2 separate regions of the Homo sapiens genome follow, and region 2 is linked to region 1. A link is a loop called in an ENCODE intact Hi-C map of the cell type or tissue named here. Cell type or tissue: PC-9. All regions are shown on one strand. Links, peaks and the distances in the headings refer to the core of each region. The heading gives the core; the rest is flanking DNA. Region 1 overlaps SCMH1-DT (SCMH1 divergent transcript). Region 2 holds the start of LOC124904159 (a long non-coding RNA gene).

Evidence for each region. Hi-C counts contacts between places; a loop is a spot of excess contacts. Peaks named below come from ENCODE experiments on the same cell type or tissue, not always from the same donor. Only the 100,000 strongest peaks of a DNase experiment are listed, where the experiment ranks them.
Region 2: it touches region 1 in a loop (2.1-fold over the local background); 4 of 110 quality-filtered maps call a loop at or near these places.

The regions. Positions count from the first base shown.
Region 1 is chr1:41,263,629-41,272,575 of GRCh38, reverse strand. It overlaps SCMH1-DT (SCMH1 divergent transcript), which reads right to left. Exons shown (of 3, transcript NR_186015.1): 3 at 8,018-8,175. It also overlaps the pseudogene RPL36AP9. Among named protein-coding and RNA genes, the nearest start is that of SCMH1-DT, 26 kb to the right of the region's middle. RefSeq lists an enhancer at 4,065-4,359. In PC-9, for the core only: CTCF peaks have their summits at 4,040 and 4,241 (motif pointing left); a DNase peak (open chromatin) is centred at 4,235.
Region 2 is chr1:41,317,767-41,326,713 of GRCh38, reverse strand. LOC124904159 (a long non-coding RNA gene) reads right to left here and starts at 3,864. Exons shown (of 2, transcript XR_007066027.1): 1 at 607-3,864. RefSeq lists an enhancer at 4,274-4,533. In PC-9, for the core only: CTCF peaks have their summits at 3,471 and 3,672 (motif pointing left); DNase peaks (open chromatin) are centred at 753 and 3,633.

The sequences.
Region 1 (8,947 bases), core at 566-8,565:
GCCCTGTGATGGAGACTAGAGGCCAAGAGGTCTAAAGACACTTTTTACAGGGGGCTCTTTGTATCCTCCAGGGCCTGAGTCACCTTGGGGAATAAAAGAGAAGGATCCATAAAGGCAGATTCCTTTCCTTCTTGTATCTGCAAGCCTGGATGCTGGGGGAAAAAAAAAATCCTATCTGCAGTCAGAGAGTGTCTTCCCTGGGGAGATTCAAGGGTCCAGAAACTTCAGATCAAGATGGTGCTGTAAATTCATGCACCAAACTCACAGCAATTATATAAAAAGATAGATTCAAAACAGGAATAGCCATGCTCAAAATCAGAATCAACATTTTTGTGGATCAGAATTTCAATAGAAACACAAGGGGCTACATAATGTGGAAGCCAGGGGTCTGGCACCAGAAGCAGGGGAAGCAGCCAGGAGTTTGACTCCCTCACTGCCTGAGGGGCTAAATGAGACCCTTGTGAGGCCAGGGCCAAATCTCATGATGCTGGTTCAGTGACTGGACATGTGAAATTCCCACCACCATTACAGGATGAAAGCCTTGAGTCAGCAGCCTAAAACCTGGCTCTAGACAGGGTCCCAGGAGTGTGGGGAGAAGCTATCAACCCACTAAGCAGAGTGAGTATGTACAGAAAAATAAATCCCACTTTAAAAAAGCCTGCAAACTAAAATTCCAAAACACATGACGAAAATGAATGCAGATGTAGACAGTCAACAAAACTAATAATTGGCAGAATGAATCCACTACAGACAAAAGTGAAATAATAGAATTATCTGAAAACAATTTCAAAATAAATATGTTTAGACTCTTCAAATAAAGTCAGGAATAACATCCATACATACAAAAGAATAATAAATTATAAATTAAAAACAAGCAGAAACTAAATAAAGCCATTTAGAAACACTGGGAATGAGAAACATAGTTGTTGAACTAAACTGGAGAGAAAGAATAAATCTAGATTAGACATGGTAGAAGATAGGATTAATTATTTGGAAGCAAATGAATTGTGCATTTCACCTACGTTGCAACAAGAGATAAATGATAGGAAAGAGCATTGTAGAAGTTAGAGGAGGTTGGAATACAGCAGACAAGTTGCAGACACTGTTAATGCCCAGCCCACATTCCCTTGGCTGACCCCAGCAGTCACCTGAAGATGGGCTCTGTACACGAAGACAGCTTCCTACATCTCTGCCTAAGTGTTTCTGGCCACAGGAGCATGCTCAAGCTTGCACAAGGACAGGTGGACTCCTGGGGGAGTTAGTTCCAACAAAGACCCTCAACCAAGAGGGGCATTATTAGTTCATGATAAATACTCCAGCTTCCTTTCCCATTGGTAGGACAACTATGTGGTCTGTTTCACATAGTCTCCCACAGGCCCCACACCAGGGCTGAGCCTCCGTTGGCCACCAGCAGCAAACTGCTCATGTTCAAATCTTTTACTGGCTTTTCTCCTTTCCTTGCCTCACATCTCCACTTCTTCACTGCACTTCCCAAATTAACTACTAGCATCCAAATCCTTCTCTTGGGTCCTGCTTTTGGGATACCCAAACTAAGACAGCAAAATAACCATGGCTCAAGCAAAATACAAGTCCATTTCTCTCTCATGGAATGGTCCAGCACTAGGAAGTTTAAAGCTAAGAGGGCAGTTTCGGCCGGGCGCAGTGGCTCACGGCTATAATCCCAGCACTTTGGGAGGCAGAGGTGGGCGGATCACAAGGTCAGGAGATTGAGACCATCCTGGTTAACACGGTTCACCCTGTCTCTACTAAAAAAAAAAAAATACAAAAAATTAGCCGGGCGCGGTGGCGGGCCCCTGTAATCCCAGCTACTTGGGAGGCTGAGGCAGGAGAATGGTGTGAACCCAGGAGGCGGAGCCTGCAGTGAGCCGAGACGGCACCACTGCACTCCAGCCTTGGGGACAGAGTGAGACTCCGTCTCAAAAAAAAAAAAAAAAAAAAAAGCTAAGAGGGCAGTCTCATAAAAGCCATCAAAACCCAGGCTCCTTCTATCTGACTTCTACCCTATAGTCCAAGATGGCTGCACCAACTCCAGCCACCTCGTGTATTTTTCAGATAGCAGGAAGAAGGCACAAAGAATAGCACACTCCCCTGCTTAAAAGACATTACAAGGAGGTTCCACAAGACTCCTGCTTATACTCATTGTTCAGAACTCAGTTATATGCCCGAATGTAGCTAAGTGGAAGACTCAGAAATTTTTTTTTTTTTTGAGACAGAGTTTTACTCTTGTTGCCCAGGCAGGAGTGCAGTGACGCAGTCTCAGCTCACTGCAACCTCCGCTTCCTGGGTTCAAGTGATTCTCCTGCCTCAGCCTCCCAAGTAGCTGGGATTACAGGCACCCACCACCACACCCAGCTAATTTTTGTATTTTTAGTAGAGAGGGGGTTTCACCATGTTGGCCAGGCTGGTTTCAAACTCCTAACCTCAGATGATCTGCCCACCTCAGCCTCCCAAAGTGCTGGGATTACAGGCATGAGCCACCACGCCCAGCCAAGAAATGTCATTTTTAACCCAAGTAGGCATGTGCCTAGCTGAAAGTTAGAGATTCTATTACTAAGGAAAAAGTGGAATAGACACTGGGAGACAACTGGCATTCTATAGAATGCCAAGCAGTTACGAAACACAGAGTAGAGACTGACAGACTGTTATGTAGGAGTTCCAGAACAGAGGGAGTGCAGGAGAAGCAAGATTACAGAAATAAGGACTGAGAATTGTCCAGAATGAGAGAAAGACATTGCTTAGATTCAAAATGCGCACTCAGTGCTGAACAGAACAAATAAATTTACACCTAGACCCAGTGTAGTGAGACGATAGCACATCAAGAATAAAGAGAAAACATCAAGGCTATTGCAGTAAAAAAAGGCATTACATGTAGAGGAAAAGTAATTACTCATTTATCAACCAGCAAATATGTATTAAGTGCTTTCTTTGAGTCAGGTCTGTTCTAGGGATGGCCATCCAGTCCTGACCTAGACAAATAAGTTTAAATGTCTATCATTTATTATTAAATAGAGATTGAGGCCCTTAGAGAAAAAATACAGCAGAGCAAGGAATAAAAGTGATGGAGGGTGGGAGTGGGTAGGATGTCTTAGGGAAGATGCTCAGGGGAGGCCTCTCTGTAACATTTGAGCTGAGACCTGAATGAAGTGACGCAGCAAGTTATGCACATTTTTGGGGAAGAGCATCCCAAACAGAGGAAAGCAAGTGCCAAGGCCCCGAGGTGGAAATGTACTTGTTATGTTCAAGAAACAGCAAGAAGGCCAGTGATCCAGCAGAGTGAACAGGGGTAGCAGAATAAGCGGGTTGTCTGGAGAAGGCGTCTGAGGCCAGATCTTATGTGTGGAGCCTTGGTGCAGCAGTGCGTTGGTGTCAACTCAGACTGGCTCTGTCTCGATTCTTTACATCCCTTCTCAACTCTGAGCTCAGTGATGTTACCTTGGAAGCTTGAAATTGGCCATGGAGGGAGAATATGCACCACAATTAGCAAATGCTACATATCAGGGCTCTCTGCCTCTGAGAACTGGTTGTTACCAGCACAGCACCGCTCATAGCTGTGGTGAGAAATTCAGACATTGTTCAAATTGGAATCAGAAGCATTGGAGTGTTTTGAACGGCAAAAAGGCAGAATACTGCCACTTGGTTTCCTTCTCACAAGATCACTGTAGAGAACAGAGCCTAGGGTGCAAGAATGGAAGCAGGGAAATGGATTAGGAGGTTGTTGGAGTGGACTGGGTGAAAAAGGAATGGGGACAGTCTAGGAAGGCCATGAGGAGGAGGCAGTTTTAATCTGGTCTTCTATTTTCTGGTACGATCTCCCTTACATCCTGTTTAGCCTCTGTTGATAGACTGATTCCACTGGCTGGGAGGAGCATATTTTCCTGGAAAGAGCATGGGATTTAGAATCAGTGGGCCTGGATCTACTTCTCAATAGTATCCCTTGAGGAAATTATTTAACATCTTTTGAGTCACAGTGTCCTGTGTGTAAAACTGAATACCTGAAAAGGTGGCTGTGAAGACTAAATGAGATAAGGAGTGTAAAATTCCCATTTATCCTTTGGTGGGGCAGAGCGCCCTCATCCTCAGCCCACCAGGGTCCCTCATGTAGACTTCATGCCTAGAAGCAAAAAGAATGAAACTGCCAGGATCAGATTCCCCGGGGCTGGTCGCCGGTCTCTGCCTGTTCCCAGGTGGGCCACCAGCGCCACCTCGTGTCCAGTCTGGGTTCTTGCAGGCCAGCCTTTCCCTGGATGATTTCTTGATCCTGAATCACCTCCATTGCCAGATGGAGCCAACAGTGCATGAAGTGTCCTAACATTCATCGTCTGACCTGCCAACAAAGCATGCTCTCTGCTCTCCTCTGATCCTCCTCTGCATGTCAGTCTCACCTCCACATCCAGATTGTAGAGGGCACACGGCCTGTGTCTTCAGCGTCCATTCCTTTTACTTGAGTAATTACTTTGTGCCACTCATTCTGACATAATCCTTAAGGCAATTATATCCTTATTCCTTTTCTGGAGAAACTGAGGCCAAGACATAGAAAGTGACTTGCTTAAGGTCACTGGGCAAGCAATTGAGGTAAGATTTGATTCCAGGACTTCTCAATGTAAACCCAAGGTTTTTTTCCACAAAAACATCCAGCACAATGTGGGTACCCAGAAGATGCTCAGTGGATCATTTCATTTTTTAGGCTTTTTAAAAGAAGTGAGCAAAAATAACTGAACAGGAGCCAGGGGACCCACCCTCAGGACTCAGATTCAAGCTCTGTCTTTTACAACTTGCTGAATAACCTTGGCTGGATCTGGGTCACTCTGTGGCCTTCAGTACCGCATGAGGAAAGGAAAGGGATTAGACTAGGTGATCCCAAAGTTTCCCTCAGGTCCTGATGTTCAACAATTGCAAAGTTGAGGAGAGGGCTCTAGAAAGGGGTTAAGATTGTGGGCTCTGAGGCCACTGCTTGGGTGAGTCCAGGCTTCACAATAGCTATGAGGCCTTCAGCAAGTTATTTATCTCAGCCTCCGTTTCCTTGTCTGGAAAATGAGGATGATGAGAGTAATCATCTGTACCTCATAGTGTTGCTCAGTTATCTACTAGACCCTCTTAAAACTGTGCTTGGTACATGGTAGGTAATACATTTGTGTTCATTTTTCAAAAATATTGATTCTGGCTGGGCGTGGTGGCTCACTCCTGTAATCCCAGCACTTTGGGAGGCCAAAGAGGACAGATAACTTGAGGTCAAGAGTTCAAGACCAGCCTGATCAATATGGTGAAACCCCGCCCCTACTAAAAATACAAAAATTAACTGGGTGTGGTGGCACGCACCTGTGGTCCCAGCTACTTGGGAGGCTGAGGCATGAGCTCACTTGAACCCAGGAGGCGGAGGTTGCACTGAGCTGAGATCACACCACTGCACTCCAGCCTGGGTGACAGAGTGAGACTCTGTCTCAAAAAATAAATAAACAAATAAATAAATAAAAATAAAAATTCTACCTGCTACCTAATTCTATTTGTTTCAGGTAACATAAAAGTCTTGTGCATTACAAGGTTGGCCACTGGTTAATTCCTGCAAGCTCCTGGACAGTCATGCATCTAGCCACAGATAAGGTCATGTGTTTGATTCCACATAGTATCATCTGGATTACAACATAAATAAAACCTGAAAGTCTTAAGCCAAAATGAGGATCAAAGACCATTGTGTTCTCCTAAATTCCATCATTCAAGATATCCTGGAAATTTCTAAGACTTGGATCCTAAACCAGGCCACTCTGAGCCTCAGTTTTCTCACTTGCAAAACTGGGAATTGGACTGGCTATTTATGAAAGCTGCTATTATGGGCCCGGCACTGTGATAAGCTTTCACACAGCGAAATCAGAGTATAGTGTGCACTGACAAAGGGACAAGGGACCCCTGCCCTCTGATTTGGGTCACTGTACTTCAGGAACTGAGGTTGGGCAGTGGAATGGTGCATCCTCTCTATCCTGTTCCTTGGGATATCTTCCTAAACGGGTAAGTGGGGAGCCTGGAGACCTTGCTAGGTGATGGGACAAATCCCTTCTCCTCTGAGAATCACAGGCCTCTAGGGCAGCCCAGCCCAGCCCAGCCCAGCAGGACTTTCTAGGGTGATGGAGGTATTCAATATCTGTGCTGTCCAATATTGCAGCCACTAGTCACCAGTAGCTTCTGAGCACTGGAAACATGGCTAGTGCAATTGAGGAACAGAATTTTAAATGTATTTACTTTTAGTTAATTTAAATTTACATAGACCGTTGTGGCTACTGGCTATTCTATCGGATAGAGCAGCTCTGAGATATTTGGCTTTGAGAGCATCCTCCTGGAGAGATGAGGTAATTGAGACACAATTGGACTGAGTGGTTTGCTTAAAGGTTTTCAGTGACTCTGTGACAGAATTGAAACCAGAACCTAGGTCCTTCTTATTCCATAACAGGCCTTTTTCCTCACATCACTGCTAGATGTGGAGACATCTAACATTGCTCTACAATAGCACCACACTTTTCTACAGGTAAGTAGTTAACCTTGACTGCAATGCTCTTCCTACCCACAACCATGCTCTTTCTGCTGGGTAAACTCCTACCCATCCTCAAGACCCAATTCAAACATCATGACCTTCTCCCCATTCCTGGCAGTTCCTTGCTCCCTTCCTGTCCTCCTGCAGCATTTTGTCTGGTTAGCTGTCGGAGCACTTACAATGTAATTGTCAATTTATTTATCTCCCCAACTTGACTAGAATTCCCTAAAAGCACAGATGGTTTTTTATTCTTCCTATCTCCAGAACGCAGCACAGGAGTCTGGTCAACAAACGTGTGGAATCAACATACTAAATATACTACAATGTACAGACTCCAAATAAAAGCAGACCTATCCCAGAAGATAAGGGAAGTGTACCAACCAATCAGAATGCCTGGGTTCTGTTTATCATCATGCTAAATTGCTGTGTGACTATGGGTATATTGTGTCCCCTCTTTGGACCTGAGGGGGTTGGACTGTGCCATTTCTAAGTAGGGCAAGCCCCAGCCCCTCTACACTAATGACCCCAAGGGAGTCCTGGCTCAGCAATTTGGGCAGGATGAGATGGAGCCTCTGGGGGAGGTTACTGGGTATGGTGGTGGGCGATGGCCAGCACACTGTGGCCGGCACAGAAGCAGCTGCTTGCTGGACTCAGAGCTGCCAGACATGCAGCTATGTCAGCAGCAAATTCCTAGGCCACTGGGCCGGGAGAGTCCAGGGCCCCCAGAAACAGTAGAGGAAGGACTGAAAGAGCAGCTCAGAGGCCGGGCGTGGTGGCTCATGTCTGTAATCCCAGCACTTTGGGAGGCCGAGGCAGGTGGATTGCCTGAGATCAAGAGTTCGAGACCAGCCTGGCTAACATGGTGAAACCCTGTCTCTACTAAAAATACAAAAAATTAGCCAGGCGTGGGGGCACACACCTGTAGTCCCAGCTACTCGGGAGGCTGAGGGAGGAGAATCACTTGAACCCGGGAGGCGGAGGTTGCAGTGAGCCGAGATTGCACCACTGCACTCCAGCCTGGGCAACAGAGCGAGACTCCGTCTCAAAAAAAAAAAAAAAAAAGCAGCTCAGATAGGAACCAAGGGAGGAAGGGAAAAGCAAGGAACCAGCACATCAGAAAGAAGAAAAAGACAGAAAAACACAACAAAGGTAGTTATAGCACTCCCACAAACATGGTGAACGTTCCTAAAACTCACCAGACTTTCTATAAGAATTGTAGCAAGCACCAACCCCACAAAGTGACACAATATAAGAAGGGCAAGGGTCTTCTGTATGCCCGGGGAAGGCAGCATTATGACAGGAAGCAGTATGGCTACTAGGCCAACTTTTCAGGGAAAAGACTGAAATTACAAAGAACATTGTGCAGAGGCTTGGGTGTTTTGAGCCCAACTGCAGATCTAAGAGAATGCTGGCAGGCTATTAGGAGATGCAGGCCTTTTCAACTGGGAGGATGTCAGAAGAGAAAGGGCCAAGTGATCCAGTTCTAAGCTTCATCTTTTATTATGAAGACAATACACCCTTGAGGTTATGTTCACTTCATTTGGTTGTAGCTGGTCTTTTAGGAGGGAATAGACTAAAGCCATCAACAAAATTCCCCTTTTGGGGAAATTTATGCTTTGTGGTTCTTCTGGGAACTAAGGAAAAAAAGAGAAAAACACAACAAAATAGTGACTGGAAAATCCACTTCTGGTTAGACTCCCATTCATTCGTGCATTTTACTCATGCATTCAACAAATATTTATTCACAGATTTCCTGAGTTCAGGGGCTCTTAGGTCGTTGGAAGCAGAAACTGAGGGCCGAGGTGGGGAATGACTTGTACAGGTCACATGAGTTACTGCCCGCCTTCTCACCTATGCCAAACCACAGTGCCAGTGGAAAGTCAGCCTTGTGTAGCCAGTGTGCCTGGCCGGCGGGCCCACACTCACCTTCAGTTGTCAAGGCCTTGGGAAGGGCCAAGAAATGGCACTCTCTTCCAGAGAACAAAAGAGGGCTTAGGGCCTTCTGTGGCCTCCTTAGGGACTCATTCCTCATGGAGTGGCTTAATAGAGTGAGCCCTGGACTTGGAGCTGGACAGTTCTGGATTCAAGTCCCCAGAGACTTCCTTTTTCTTCCAGTTGGATGAATTTGGAAAGTCATCTCTCAGAGTCAGCTTCCTCATCCATAAAATGGAGATAACAATCCCTCACAGAGTTGCTGTGAGGTTTAAATGAGATAATATGTGTGACTGTGGTAAAAGTCATCAGTAAAGGTTTTGCAAATGAATAAGACAAGAAAGAAAACAGCAGCCCCATCAGCATCAGCAGTGTCCTGGCTTGGCACTCACAGCAAGGCCCTGGCATTCTCCTGCTGAACATAAGCATGTTCCCAGAACACTGACACCAGGCAAAGCCTCTATAATCATAAGA
Region 2 (8,947 bases), core at 207-8,206, 54 kb before region 1:
ACACATTGACTTTAAAATATAAATCCCCAGTCCTGATCTCTTCCCAGGATCCAAACCTATATATTCAACTGCCTCCTTAACACCTCTCCATATGGCCTCATGGGTCTCCCAGACTTAGTACATATGAAACAGAGACTTGATTCCTCTCGCCCCAAACCATTCCTCTACCAGTTGTTCCATCTCAGTAAGTCACACACCATCATGGCCTAGTTGCTCAAGTTGACCAGCCTGGCCAACATGGTGGCACCCCATCTCAACTAAAAACATAGTGGGCATGGTGGTGCACACCTGTAGTCCCAGCTACCTAGCTGAGGCAGGAGAATCGCTTGAACCCAGCAGGCGGAGGTTGTGGTGAGCTGAGATCATACCTCTGCACTCCAGTTTGGGTGACAGAGTGAGATTCCGTCTCAAAAATAAATAAATAAATAAAATGAAATAAAATAAAAAATAAAGAAGAAGAAGAAGTGCCCTTTCAAAGTAAAGTTGTAAGAAGCTTTGAAGCTTCTTCCCAGGCCTCTTGTAATACTCATACTTGGAGATCCAAGCTGCTATGTAGGAAATCCAACCACCCTGAGGCCGCCATGCTGTGAGGGAACCTAAGCTCACCGAGAGGCCACCTGGAGAGGAGAGAAAGATGCCTACTCAGCCTCCAATTGTTACATATCACAGACACCTTTGAGTCACCCCGGCTGAGGCCCCAGACACCGTGGGGCATAGATTAGCCATCTCCACTGTGGTCTGTCCAAATTCCTGACCCTAGAATCATGAGATATAATAACAACAAATTATTGTTTTAAGCCACTACTTATCAGCATAGTTAGCTATGGAGAACTAAATAATTCAGCAGGAGGATTACTCTGGGCTCGTAAAATTAGTTGGGGTATGTTCTCTCGTATATTTTCTGAGAGTTTGTGTATGATTGGTATCATTTATTCCTTAAATATTTGATAGAATTTACCAGTGAAACCATCTGGGTGGGAAATTTTTATATTATAAATTCAATTTCTTTAATAGATATCGTTTTCCAGATTTTCTATTTTCTTTTATGGAATAATCTTCATAAATGCCAATAAATTATATCACTCCCCTTATGAAAGCCCTCAGTGGCTTCCCTCTGCACAAAAAATAAAACCAAAGTCCCTTCCACAACCTATAAGGCTCTTTATGATCTACCTCCTACCTACTTTTCTGATCTCACCTGGAATCACATTTCTAATATTTACAGGGCTGATTCCTTAATATCATTTATTCATTCATCCATTCATTCAGTTTGTTAGTTATTAAGTTAGTTAGTTAGAGATGGGGTCTTGCTCTGTCACCCAGGCTGGAATGTAGTTGCACAATCATAGCTCACTGCAGCCTCAAACTCCTGGGCTCAAGCAATCCTCCTGCCTCAGCCTCCCAAAATGCTGGGACTTAATATCATTTACATTTCAGTCCAGGTGTCACCTCTTTAGGGAAGTCTTTTAGGCCAAGTCAAAATTACCCCCTCAATTGATCTGTTTCATATTATCTATTTAAAAAATTTTATTTCACTTATCATTATCTGACTTTATCTTTATTCTTAGTTAACTCATCTATTATCGCTATGTGTTCACCACACCTTTTAGAATTTCAGGTCCATGTAGGCAGGGACCTTGCTGGTCTTACTCATGGCTGTGTGCTAGGAGCCTAAAACATATGGCCATAGATGGCAGTAACTACATATTTGCTGAATCGTTGGCTTGTTGTGCTGGCCCCCAGCCCTGTGCTCTTCTGTGATCAGTCCCCAGACATGGTTAGCATCAGGTAAAGGAACGGGTAGAGTTTCCAGTGGCCACACCTCCACAGTTTTTTTTGTTTTTTTTTTTCTCCTACCAGTGTCTGACTTCAGCCTGGCTCTCTTTCCCATCACCAGCAGTCAGGAGGCATCTTCAAGGCCATTTAGGAGAAGAGATCCAAGTGTAGCACCTGGACACAAAGCTGTGGCTACTCATTCTAGTTCAGAAGCCTCTGAGTCCATGAGTGTCTTTGAATAAATCACTTCCCCTCTGTCTCTCACCTGACACATTGTAGATGCTCAATCATTCTCCAGTAAAGATCACTTTACTGTGAGATGGACCCACATTTATATAGTTCTAACTTACCCCAATACCCTTGTTATAGATGAGGAAACTGAGGCACAGAGAGGCTAAGTAGCTCCACCAATGCCACAGAGTAAAAAACTGGAAGTGCTGGAGCTCATAGATTTCCCCCTCAATTTATGATCCCACCAACAAGGGCATCAATTTCAGAAATTAACAGCTGCAAATGATGGCATCAAACCGGACGCCGCAGCAGCCGTCCGAAGTGCATCTCCAATTCAGGTTTATCTTCATTAAGCAAGTAATTCATTACCGGGCAGTAAGCATTCACATCAGAGCGAGAATATTAAAAAAGTAATTATATTTTTTCACAGTGCAGCTTTCTGGGTAAATTGTATGCAAATTGCTGTCTAAATCAGGCTGGCAGATCCCGGGCAGGTCTCGGCACCATTTGGGGGAAAATTTGGGAGGTTGGACTAGTCACTCTCTGCCCACTTTAGTGAGTGTCCAGCACAGAGTCTGGCATTGAGACAGAGAAGGTTTAAAAATAATAGCTTCTATTATTTCTTAACTCCATCAAGCCTTGGTTTCCCCATCTGTAAAATGGGGCTTCTCCTAGGACTCAATAAGGGAGTGGAGAGGACAGTCTCCAGCACAGGACCTGCCCGGCATGGATATGGGAGGCAGATGACTTGGGAAATGGCAAGACAACTTCAAGGAGGAACACAGGGTTGTATCAATGAAGCACTGATACCTATGCCCAGAGAGAGGGTCAGGATAGCTGCTGGGGTAGGGCAGGGGGTGCTGGGGTAGGGCAGCGGGCGCTGGTGAGGGACCAGGAGGCCTGACTTTCTTCTCATCCTGACTCAGCCACTAAGTCATGTGTGACCCTAAGTTCTCTGGGCTATGCTTAATGCCCAGCCGTCTTTAACAAGGATAATTACCCACCAGGTGCACAGAACCATCACTGCTCCCAGGTCACACTGACCTCTAACCTGTAGGAACTAGAAGGCCCATGCTGGAAAAGAGGGGCTTGAAGAGCAAAGGCATCAATCCTCTCAGTTTACTGATGGGAAAAAGAAGCCCAGAGAAAGGCATCAGAGACTCAGAGTCACACGCCAGGTAAGTGATGGAGTCAGAACCAGAAACCCAGGCCAGAGCAGCTCCAACATGCACTGTCAGTACCCGTCTTGCAATGGGCACTTACGGCCTGTGTTGGAAGCTGTTGCACATGTTGGAACATGTTGCACATGTGGCTTTATCTCAGGGTTGGGAAGTGATCCCGGGCTTGGGTCTGAGAGAGGTTATTTCCCAACTGAACCTTAGTTTCTCCACTTGTCAAATGAGGCAGTTGGGAGAGACATCGCTATGGACCCCTCCCATGAGACTTACTAGGTAGGATTTTTAATGACATCCTTTCCCTTCCCCCAGGGCAAAAACTCTGAGGAGAGCCAGGACTGCCCAGAGAAATAGGGGCAGAAGCGCTGGGCCTGGCTGAGGGCATCTTTGTGCCAGTTCCCAGCCTTCCTTGCCCACACACTGGCCACCAGCGGCGGTGATGGTTTAGGAAGATGCACAGTGCCCCCTTGTGATGGGGGCCACCTGCTACAGAGCTCCAACAGCCCAGGTCACAGGGCCAAGGCTACCCCAGAGGCCGTCTCCAACACACCCACACAAAGGTACAGCTCCAGCACACAGAGCTGTTGGGGGCTATGGCTATGTCTGGAGCTACAGTCACTAAAAGTCCAGCCAGGCGTGGTAGCTCACACCTGTAACCCCAGCACTTTGGGAAGTGGGCGGATCACCTGAGGTCGGGAGTTCAAGACCAGCCTGACCAACATGGAGAAACCCCATCTCTACTAAAAATACAAAATTAGCTGGGCGTGGTGGCACATGCCTGTAATCCCAGCTACTTAGGAGGCTGAGGCAGGAGAATCGCTTGAACCCGGGAGGCGGAGGTTGCAGTGAGCCAAGATCACACCATTGCACTCCAGCCTGGACAACAAGAGAGAAACTCCATCTCAAAAAAAAAAAAAAAAAGTCCAGCTCCATTCAGACTCACACTTGGGTTGGTACACACAGCTACACCCATGGGACACGAAGACAGGAACAGGTGTCCATACCAGCCTGGCCAGATATGGCTATACCTGACCACACGTTGACACACAGACACCCACAACACCCAGCCACAGTTAAGCCTTGGGTAGTCACCCAGCAGCGGCGCACCACACACACTGCATTACCCCATCACACCCAGACCCAGGCCCCTCTGGAAGAACAGGTGCCTCCTCTCTGACCCAGCTCTTGCTCACAAACCTTCACCTGTGCAGACCGTCAGTTCCTCATTCATGGGGCTACTAAAAAAGTCTTCCTGCCACCCGGGGACAGTCAGTTCCCAGGCTACACACAGAAGCACCTGCTTCTGTGCATGTCCAGACACATGTTGCGGCTGCTTCTATATCAGGGAGGCCCTTCTGTTCTCCTGTCTTGCTCAAGCATCACTTTCGAGCATCCAGTCCTGCAGGGGATTTTAGAGACCAATCAAGGCACAGCTCCTGCCTTCTCCCCACCTTGACATCTCTGAGACACAGCCCCAGCAGCAAGCAACCTCGGGCCTCACCAGTCAGGCCTCCTCCCACACCCTTCTCTGAGGCTGGGTTGGGGTGGGTTTAGGAATGAGCATGGGCTTGTGGAGCTTTCTTCAGGCTGTGAAACCTTCCCAGGCATTGGGAGTTTCCTTTCTGACTGGTCTTTCTTTAACTTATCTTTCTAGAAGAAATGCAAGGCTCCCCTGGAAGCCTTTCCTGACCATGCCTGGTAGCACCGGCCCCTGGGTACAGCCATGGTCAAGTTTGACCCAGGAGTCAGGAGAACCAGGTCGAAATCCTGGCTCCTATTCTAATTTCCTGGGTGACCCTGGGCCCATCTAGTCTTTTTTCTGGGCCTCAATTTCTTCTTCTGCACCATGGGGATGGGGCGGGAGGAGAGCACTAAACTGAGCTTGAAAGGACCCTCCGGTCTTATATTTCTCAAACTGTACTTTCCCCAAAGACCAGGACTGGTGACTGAGGCGCCAGAGCCAGACCCCACTCCCTGGTCACCTGCTCTGATGCTTTCCCCCCACCCTGGGCTGCTGACCACAGACACCCCTGGCAAAGGCAGAGCAGAGCAGTGGAAGGGGCAGCGTCATCGGAATCAGGGACAGCTGCGGGCATGCTGTGCTGCTTGAGGACAGGGTCTGGACCTGCAACTTCTTCGGCAGGGCCTGGTGTGCAGGTGTCACTTAACAAACATTTGCTAAATTGAAACCAATTCACTCCTTCCTAGCTGTGTAGTCTTAAGCAGGCAATTTCGTGTCTCTGAGCTTCACTGTCCTCCAGTGTAAGAGAGAGATACCAGCTCACCCCCTGTTATCTGTAGTCATGAGGATTCCTCAAGACGCTGCATCCCTCCAGAAGGCACTGCTCTCGACCCAGCGGGAGCCCCGCCAACAAGTCTCTCTTCCTCCTTCCCCTTCAAGCCTGCGTTCTCACTTGGCTGGCAGAGAAGTGGGACTCCCTAGAGCCCACCGGCCTTGGGGAAGAAGAGCTTGCCACAGGAACGGATGGGAAGGCGGACAGAGGAGGGGCGCGTGTGCCAGCATCCTGGAAATGAGCTTGGCCGGGTGGCGGCAGCCTGCTTCTCACTCTTGCCACACCGAAGGCCCCATAAGGCTCTGAGCAGGCAGCTGGGGTGGGAGGAAAAGAGGGAGGCAAACCCCTTCACCCACAGATACATGCAATCCTAGCCCCAGAGGTAGGGAGTCACCAAGTGCCCACCAAGGGAAAAGATCTGCTCTGTAGCAACCCCTCAGTCCTTCCCAGAGACATTTGCTCAGTGCCTTTTAAAGCTGTGCATTCCCTGGCCAGGGAGCCCTCTCTCTGCTGAGCTAAGCCTGCTCCCAGGCTGCCTGAGTACATCTGCTCCTTCTGCTCACGACAGCCCAGGACATGCAGACCAGCCAGGTGTCCTGCCCTGGCCTCCACCTCCTAGTCCTCTGCAGGCCAGACAGCAGTGCAGCTGTTACTTCTACCACATGGGTCTGAATCCCTCTCACCCGCTCCGACATGTCCCTGTGTATCTAGGCACATGCACACAGGTACACACACACATGCACTCCTACGGGGCCCCCAGGATCCAGTCCATCCCGGAAGGGCGCAGCCACCCTCCCCTGCACAGGGGCTGCTCCCCCTCCTCTCCTGAGTCTCCACTACTGCAGGACTGCCTTGGAAGACAGAGAGCAGGGGAAGGTAGGGGGCCCTGGAAGGACACGTCTCCCACTGAGAGCCCTTCCTCTTCCCCACCCCCTGCCTTCTGCCACTTTCCTATGTCAGGGCCATGCTGATGACACCAGAGAATCCATCAAATGCCACCCCCATGTCAGGTCATGTCACAACATAATTAAAGCATTAGATCTTTGTGATGAAGCCGTTGCCATCAATTCTGAGAGTGACTGATCCAATCTACAGAAAGGGAAAATTTCTCTCCGCCTGCCACAACTGCCACAGCTGGCTTCCCCTCCCTGAGAAGGGAGACGGTGGTGCTTGTTCTATTTAGGGCTCCAGACCTCAGTCTGGGAGGCAGGAACTGAGCCATGTGGGGGGAGGGCCGGCCTTGGGGTGTGTGCCCGTCCTGCCTCTGGGCCACTGGGGAACAGCAGTGCCTGGAGGCCTGGGACTCCTTCAGGCCCAGTCACTGAGCCACTCTGTGACTTTGGGAAAGGCCCTCCCCACCTCTGGATTTCAGTGACCTCTTCTGTAAATGAAAAATGAGGAGGGGGAGGTATGAAGGGTGGGAGGAATATGACTTGGTCTTTAATGACCATGGAGGTCAAAGCTTCAGGAGCATGGGGCCAGGTGGCTCAGGTTCTGATCCCAACTAACTGTGCAGCTGTGGTCAAGTGAGTTCTCTTTTCTCCTTCCCCTCACCCACAGGAGGGGAAATTATTCCTGCCTCACAGGGATCTGGGGGAAATTAAAGGAGACAGGGAATGTGAAAGCCTAACAGAAAAGAAATACCCCACCCTCTTGGCATCCCCAGCCCCATGACCTTCAGCTCCTGGCAGGCTCTTGAGCCCCAGATATTGGCCAAGGGCCTAGAGATTTAGGCCTGGCTGTTTTTTTTTTTTTTTTTTTTTTTTCCTCAGGACTACTAAGTGTGGACACAAAAATACTGGATCTGCAGTGACAGAGGACAGATAGAAGAGATAGCATGGGTAGGAACAGAAGAGTTGTCTGTGTCACTTCTGAGCTGATGTCACCATCAGGAGGTCTAGTGTTGTAGGAACAGGAGCCAGGCCTATGGGAATGAGAGGTCAGGGCTGACCCAGGAGAAAGGGAAAAGCACTGGGCCAAGACCGTCAGTCTGTGGCTGGCACGGCAGGTGAGAACAGGGCAAGTGGCAGAGCCTCCAATCTGAGGCTGTTGAGGGGAGATGAAGACAAAGGCAGAAGCAGGGAGACAAGAGTGGGGCCACAGCAGTGACCCAGACAAGAGATCATAGTGGCTTGGACTGAGTTTCCTGAGGAGTTGAGAGGTAACTCCTAGGTCTTTGGTGAGAGTCACTGAAGAGTTACCATTTATGGAGCTGCCACTTGTCAAGTTTGAGTCGACTATGGGAGAAAAAGGTTAGGGGTGGAAATCCAGGGTTTGGTTAAAGTCTGAGATACCTTATAGCCATCCAGGTGGAAATGAGCAAACCAATGGATGCGCAGTCTGGAGCTCAGGGCAGAGGTGTGTGCTGAGGAAATGCACCTGAGACTTGAGAGTCACTGGCAGAGAGAGAGTCCTTCAACCATGAGCTTGGAGGAGATCCCCTGGGAAGTGAGGGTAGGCCAAGAGAAGAGGGATAAGGACTGAACCTGTGGCACCGACTGCAACATTAAGAAGGAGGGAGCTGAGGAGGAACCAACAGTAGAGGCTGAGAGGGTTTGGTCAGGAAGGGAAGAGAAAAACCAGGCCAGTGCGGTGCCCTAGTTGAAAGGGTTCAGGGAGGAGGTGATCATCTGCCTTAAGGATAATGACAGCTCAGGTAAGATGAAGATTTAGAACTGGCTGATAATGACGAGGAGTAAATATTTGTTGAATGAACAAACAGAATAAACTGAAAATCCATCAACAGAACTGGGGCGTTAGATGGAATCTGGAATGGGACCTGGCCACATGGGTAGAGAATAAGGTGATCCCAGTTCAGCAACAGCCAAGGGGCCTTGGGGTCCAGCATCCAGGGCCAGGTTGGGTCCCCTAACCCCCTCCAGCCTCAGGCCAGGAAGGATCAGTCCTGGGAACTAGGGAGGAGACCCACTGCTGGTGAGTCAGATAATGATGGCTGTAGAGGGAGGTGGGCCTCAGAGACCAGTGGAGCCTGAAGGTTGAGTCTAGACCACAGCTACAGAGTCAAGAGGCAGAATTCAACTGTCACAAAGCCTGCTGAGATGTGTTCTGTGCCAGGTACTGTGAGAAGCATAGAAGGGAGACTCCAAAGGCATAAAACAAGGTCTTTCCCAGAGAGACTCCTGTCTAATGGGGGAAAGACACAGAGGATGGGGAAGTGGAACACACGATAATGGTATCTGCCATCCTTGTAAGATTCCTTTAAGTGCCCTGACAAGCTCTTGGATCCCAGATCCTACCAGGCCCCATGGAAAGAAAATCAGCTTATGTCCAAAGGGCTCTTCCTGGCCATCTAGGTTTTAAGTCTCTGGTTTCTGACCTCACTTCTTAATTCTCTTGTTTCTGGCCATCTGATCTTCTGGACATGACCCTTGGAATCCACTTAAGCGCTGACACTTTAAGGCAGTCATTCAGTCCTTCACACAGGCCCCTAAAGGTCCAACCAAGCTCCTG